2 separate regions of the Homo sapiens genome follow, and region 2 is linked to region 1. Evidence: chromatin loops called from intact Hi-C (ENCODE). Cell type or tissue: GM12878. All regions are shown on one strand. Each heading gives the region's core, and the rest is flanking DNA. Links, peaks and the distances in the headings are about the cores only.

Region 1 (2,909 bases), core at 275-2,774:
GCATTATTCTGCATCTTTTGAGCCCTTTGAGAAGTCTAAACTTCCTCCTAGGAGCAATGAGGAGCCTCTGAAAAGTTTTAAGCAGGGAAATGGCATCTCAGATTCGCACATTGAAAGATAATTCTGGCTGCAACTCAAAGAACAGACAAGCAGGAGATATTACTGGAGGCAGGGACAGCAGTTAGGAAAGACTGATGAGAAGGGATGGTGGTCTGCTCCATAGGGGTACAGCGGGAATGAAGATAAATGGGTACTGGCAGTGGTATCCTGCAGGTAAAATGGATGGGTTTGGTGGCTTATTGGTTATGGCTGCAGGTGAAGGATAGAGGTGGCAATGGAGGGGAAGACTGGGTGGAAGCTCTCAGGCTCCTTTCTTGAACAATGTTTAATGGGAGTGTGTTAGTTTCCAAGGGCTGTCATAACAAAGTACACCACACTCGTGGCTTAGAACAACAGTCATTTATTGTTTCACAGTTCTGGAGGCCAGAAGTTTAAAATCAAGGTGTCAGCAGAGTCATGCACCTTCTGAAGGCACTAAGGAAGGATCTGTTTCAGGCCTCTCTCTTAGCTTTCAATTCAACCCACAAAATGGGGAAAGGTACTGTTATTCCCTAAGACCCCCACAGAGGAAAGCTCATGCAGTAGAACAGGTTTGCCGATAGAGAGATGAATCCTTGAGCTTGGGGCATGTTGAGCTTGGCGAGCCTGTGGAAACCCATGAGAAGATATATAGAAAAGTATTTGATACATTGGGTTGGTGTTTTGGAAAAGGAGGGTATGGAATGGGCTGGGAATATAAACTTGAGAGTCTTTGGCTTATAGGGTGGATAAGACAGTGAACATTTGGGAATGGCCAGACCTCCTGAGGGGAAAGGGAGCAATTCATCTCTGCAGCCCCAGAACCTAGCCCAGGCCCTGCCGTTGCTGTAAAGGTTCAGTGAAAAACTGCCTGATGGAATGAAAGGATTTCTTCAACTTTTCATTAGTTTGAGATAAGAAGGCTTTGCATGGGTGATTGCTTACCCTCCTCTGGCTCTGTGACCTGAAGGGAGTGTACTTTGTGGCAATGAGAAACAAGCATCCTTAGGTTTCACTTTACAGTCTCCTTCAGTGTAATTTAGAAAATTTGCCCAGAGCTTCTCACTCAGCATCTAGGGAAAGCCACCAGGTTGTGCCCATCTCTTGACTTATAAGAACATGAACAGAAGAAAGACATATGCGTCTTGCTTTAGTTTGCAGCAACACTTCCTTTTTTACTTACAAATCTTCACCTTTGCCGTCTGCCCAGCCTTTTCAAAAAACTGTAATAAAGTTTCCAAATAAAGCCTTTTCTGTACCACCTGCTTTCCCCCCACAGCCCAAGACTGATGGTCATTTGATCTTGGGAGTATCTGGAGCGTGTTGTTCTCCCACCTGGCTGTGCTGGAGCAGAAGCTGCTGGGGGACAGTGGGTGGAGCTGTGGAGCAGTGTCATCATCTGCTGGGCAGTTGATCCAGGTTCCTTTGTGCCTGTTGCCTGGTGACACCCAGAGGCCCCTCTCTCAGAGCCACACTCTGGCTTGCTATTGGTCCGGTGGTGGCATTTGTTGACAATAGACACTTCCCTGGCTCCAGGTTCTGAAAGAGGCCTGGGAGCTTTGGTTTCAAGCTACAGTGCTCATTTAAATGCATTTCTTTAACTCTTTGTGTCCCCTTCCAGGAAAGTTCAGCGAGAGTGTGCACCCTGACCCTCTGGCAAGGTTCTCCCCTTCACCCTAGAGTGCAGCTGGACTCAGATGGTTTCTTCTCTGCTATGCTGCTGTGGCAGGACAGTTTTCTTCTCACCTCTTCCTGGGTTTTTTTGTGGCTGCTTAAACAAACAGGCTTTGTCGGCAAGACAAGTCATCCAAGTTGAGCTAGGAAGTAGTTGATATTAGCAAGAGAAAGGTTTGTTTTTAGGATGTCATATTCTGAAGACTATGAAAGACCAGAGCCTCTTCTTAGAGGTCCCAGGAACTGTAGATACAATCTATGCCTTCCTGAAACAGAGCTGGGGCCAGGCACAATAGAGGGGGAGCAGAAGACTGAGGTGACTCTGGGGGAGGTGATGAGGGTGGGAAAGAAAACAGAGAAGGGCTTCTGAATGTCCCCAAGGTGGGCCCTGTTTGATCAGTGAGTGGATTTATGGCCCAAAGGGGTGGCATCATTTAAGGAGCTCAGTCCCCCACTTGGTGAGTGCCTGGCATCTGGGATCCTCAGGCAGCTCCCCAGACACTCCCCATCTGCTTCTTCCTCCCTACCTTCTGGGTACCCTTTAGAGAATGCGTCAGCTGAGGGTTAGAGTATGGATAAGTTGGGTCGAGGCAGCTGCAGTGTGGACCAGAAGCTGCCCAATTCTGGCTGGTTCCTCGAAGAACCCACTCAGATCTTTTTTTTTTTTTTTTTTTTTTTGAGACGGAGTCTCGCTCTGTCGCCCAGGCTGGAGTGCAGTGGCGGGATCTCGGCTCACTGCAAGCTCCGCCTCCCGGGTTCACGCCATTCTCCTGCCTCAGCCTCCCAAGTAGCTGGGACTACAGGCGCCCGCCACTACGCCCGGCTAATTTTTTGTATTTTTAGTAGAGATGGGGTTTCACCGTTTTAGCCGGGATGGTCTCGATCTCCTGACCTCGTGATCCGCCCGCCTCGGCCTCCCAAAGTGCTGGGATTACAGGCGTGAGCCACCGCGCCCGGACCCCACTCAGATCTTTTAAACCTGGTACTGCTTGTAGGAATATACAGGCCCAGACTCCCGGCAAACTGCCCTGCCTATACTCCACACCTCGTACCCTCTCTCTCCTCCCACCTAGAACAAAACCACTTTTAGGCAGGGAAGGCAGAGGCTCTTGCAAAGACCAAGCAAGGGATGAGGGAAACCTGATGAACGCTTCCCT
Region 2 (2,909 bases), core at 160-2,659, 63 kb after region 1:
GGTCAATACTTATAGGCATGTCAGCAAAAAGACTTGTTTAAAAATAAAGAGTCCACAATATATGATGACCCATACACATGTTTCAAACTGTGAAGCATAAATATACTTATTGTAGGGAAAAAATAGTACACAATGAAAACAACCACATGGGCCTGGGGTTCACTACCTGCCCCTTTCCACTAGGACAAGACAAAAGGCCTTTGACATTCTCTTCCCTGAATCTGTTCTGCAATCTCTTCTTCAGTTATCCTTGTGATTCATCCATGGATCTCCTGCATGCTGTGCTGGGTCACGTGCCACCAGGATCCTTCACAGGGCACATCCTGTCATTGTATCAGGTCTGAAGCAGTAATAGTCAGTGAGCTCTCTCGGTCCTTCCTCCTGCAAAGTCTTCATCTTCCTAACTCTGACCTTTACTGTTCTTGTTTCTAATTGCACAACAAATGTAATGTGTAGGCTGTATTTCTCCTCCAGTGAAAATCCACTTGGTCCAGTGCCTGCTGCTAGTAAACCTAGCTAGTAAGGTTAGAAAACCTCTGCTCTTCATCATGCTGAAAGAGATGGCCTTTATAGCCCTCTTTAACTGCTGATGGGAATAGGACAACTTCTAGGCTGGCTGCCTTGGCTCCCCCATCCCCGTTATTCATAAGGTTTTACTCTAAATCGTTCCTGCACCCCACTGTTAAGTGTCCTGCCAGATGCATCAAGGGGATTTACAATCACCCATTTGTGCACTCCATGGACTTTCCTGCTTAGTTCTGTAATTCCCTCTGCTTACGTAGATGAAACCCATTGTTACACTTGTGCGCTTACCCATGTGCTTAGTGCTAGCAATTCTGAGCACTCGATATTGTCATGAGAAAATACTACAAGATTGCAACCCAGCTCTCTGCACAGGCAGGCCTATCCTCCCCGCAGTAGCATATGAGCTCCATGAAAGCTACAATCTAGAATGCTACATCCCAGTGTCTTGAACTGTGCCTGACATGTAGTAGGCACCCAATAGACATGGGTGGAACAGATGATTGAGTTGATGAGCAGAAAAAAACAAGAGGCATGTTGCATCTTCTGTGCACAAAATCCCACCAGCAAAGGAACCTATGTACAAGCTTCTTTTTTTGTTAAAGGCCTCCCCTTACACCTCGCCAACCCCACACCCTTTTTCAATACACAATCTCCTGGAAAAAAAAAAATCCCTGTGTGATCTTTAAATATTACCCTTGTGCTGGCACCTTCTTTGCCAAAGGCAGGAAAAACTCGTCTATCAAGTTTCCCTTCATTTGAGCAGAGGCAACTATCTACAGCTTTGGAACTATGGCTCTCTCACCAGCAGCTGAGCACTTTGATCTTCATGCCATTCCCCGAAATAAAGAGGCAGAAGCCAAACCGTAGCCTGGTCTCAGCTCTCCTAGCCTCAAGCTGCATGAGGCAGAACCATCCAAAGGGCCAGGCATCCATGGACATCTGGCAGAGAGGGCGCAACCCCCTCTGGGCTCCAGCAGCTCTCAGCGGTGCTCCTTTGAGGTTCTTTGTCCCCAGGGAGTCTAGTATGTGTGGCCAAGAGTTTCACTGGCTCTTTGACTGTAGCAAGCATCTTAACTTAGTTAAACCTCAGTTTTCTTATCTATAAAATTAGAATAACAATAGTATCTGCCTCACAGGATCATTATGAGAAATAAATAAGACAGTATACACAAAGTGCTTGGCACAAAGTAAGAGCTCAATAAATGATAGCTATTATTATTCCTGCTTGGTATGATTTGTTCATGCACTTTTGTTGTAAACAAATAAACAAATGCAACCTGCAATCTGAAATAAATAGAAAAAGCTCACCTATCATTATTAATTCATTCAACAAAGACTGTGTCAGGCCCCAGATGAGACAGGCAAGGTTTTCAAAGTTTTGGTGTTGAGTCTTTAAGTCGTCTGGGTCTTCACTTAAGTTGATCCCTGGAATCATAAGTACTCTCTGTTTGCGTTTCTCTCTCTCAGTGCCCACAACTCAGCTGAATGTAATGTTTCAGGACACTTTCCTGAACTGGACACATCTTAGGCTGGATCCTTTGGAAGGCAAATTCTGACATTAGCGTTTAGGAAATTTGTAAGAGAGTTCTCTAGGGATTAATACCTGTGGAAGAGAGAAGAAGAAAGCAGACTGGTCAGAGGGAGAGTCCAACAAAGCAATGCAGTCCCAGCAAAGGCCTCAGAAACTCCACAGACATGTCCCAAATTGGAGAGAGTGGGCTGGACCTTTATACCTCCAAGTTGAATGACTCACTGGATGTAGGCTGCCTCTGGAAGGTGTGACCCTGGATGAGACAGTTTTCTTCAGCCAAAACAATCCCCAGCCCAGAGACGGCTGTCAGCTGAGGGTGATCTTCTGGGAGTACTCCCTGCGGCTGGGAGAATGATTCCCTCATTTCCTAAAGGGGACTTGGGTAGTGCAACATAACATGTACCCTGTACTCCCTCTAAAGATATGTTGAGCCCCATCTGCTTGACTTCTGTGCCTAGCCCTCAACTGATACATTAACATGAGTGGGAAAAGAAGAGAGAAATTTATCAGGCCCCATGAAAGGAATTTATCATGTTCCTGAACATTCAATCTCATTAACAATCTCTTATCCAGATTGGGAGATTCTCCTCTTCAGTTTCACAGCTCAAAGTCCTTTCTTCATTGCTAAGCATTTCTGGCATCAAGACTAGAAGTCAACAAACATAGGGGGATTTGCAGTACACAAGGTGAATCAAAAAATGTGAACTAGGAATCACGAAATAATTTGGGTGAGGGAGTATTAAGCTTATAACCAGATTGGTCTGGGCCCAGTTTAAGACAGTTTTTGATACTTCTATTGCATTTTTTGAAGAGAGAGGAAGGTAAGCAGAGTTCAGTCTCGCCTGAGAGAAAG

Evidence for each region. Peaks named below come from ENCODE experiments on the same cell type or tissue, not always from the same donor. Only the 100,000 strongest peaks of a DNase experiment are listed, where the experiment ranks them.
Region 2: it touches region 1 in a loop (1.9-fold over the local background); 2 of 110 quality-filtered maps call a loop at or near these places.

What each region holds. Positions count from the first base shown.
Region 1 is chr11:13,113,635-13,116,543 of GRCh38, reverse strand. LOC124902635 (a long non-coding RNA gene) reads right to left here and starts at 1,469. Exons shown (of 2, transcript XR_007062599.1): 1 at 1,024-1,469; 2 at 445-705. In GM12878, for the core only: a CTCF peak has its summit at 1,456; no DNase peak of the experiment used is centred there.
Region 2 is chr11:13,050,837-13,053,745 of GRCh38, reverse strand. No RefSeq gene overlaps it. Among named protein-coding and RNA genes, the nearest start is that of RASSF10, 43 kb to the right of the region's middle. In GM12878, for the core only: no CTCF peak of the experiment used is centred there; no DNase peak of the experiment used is centred there.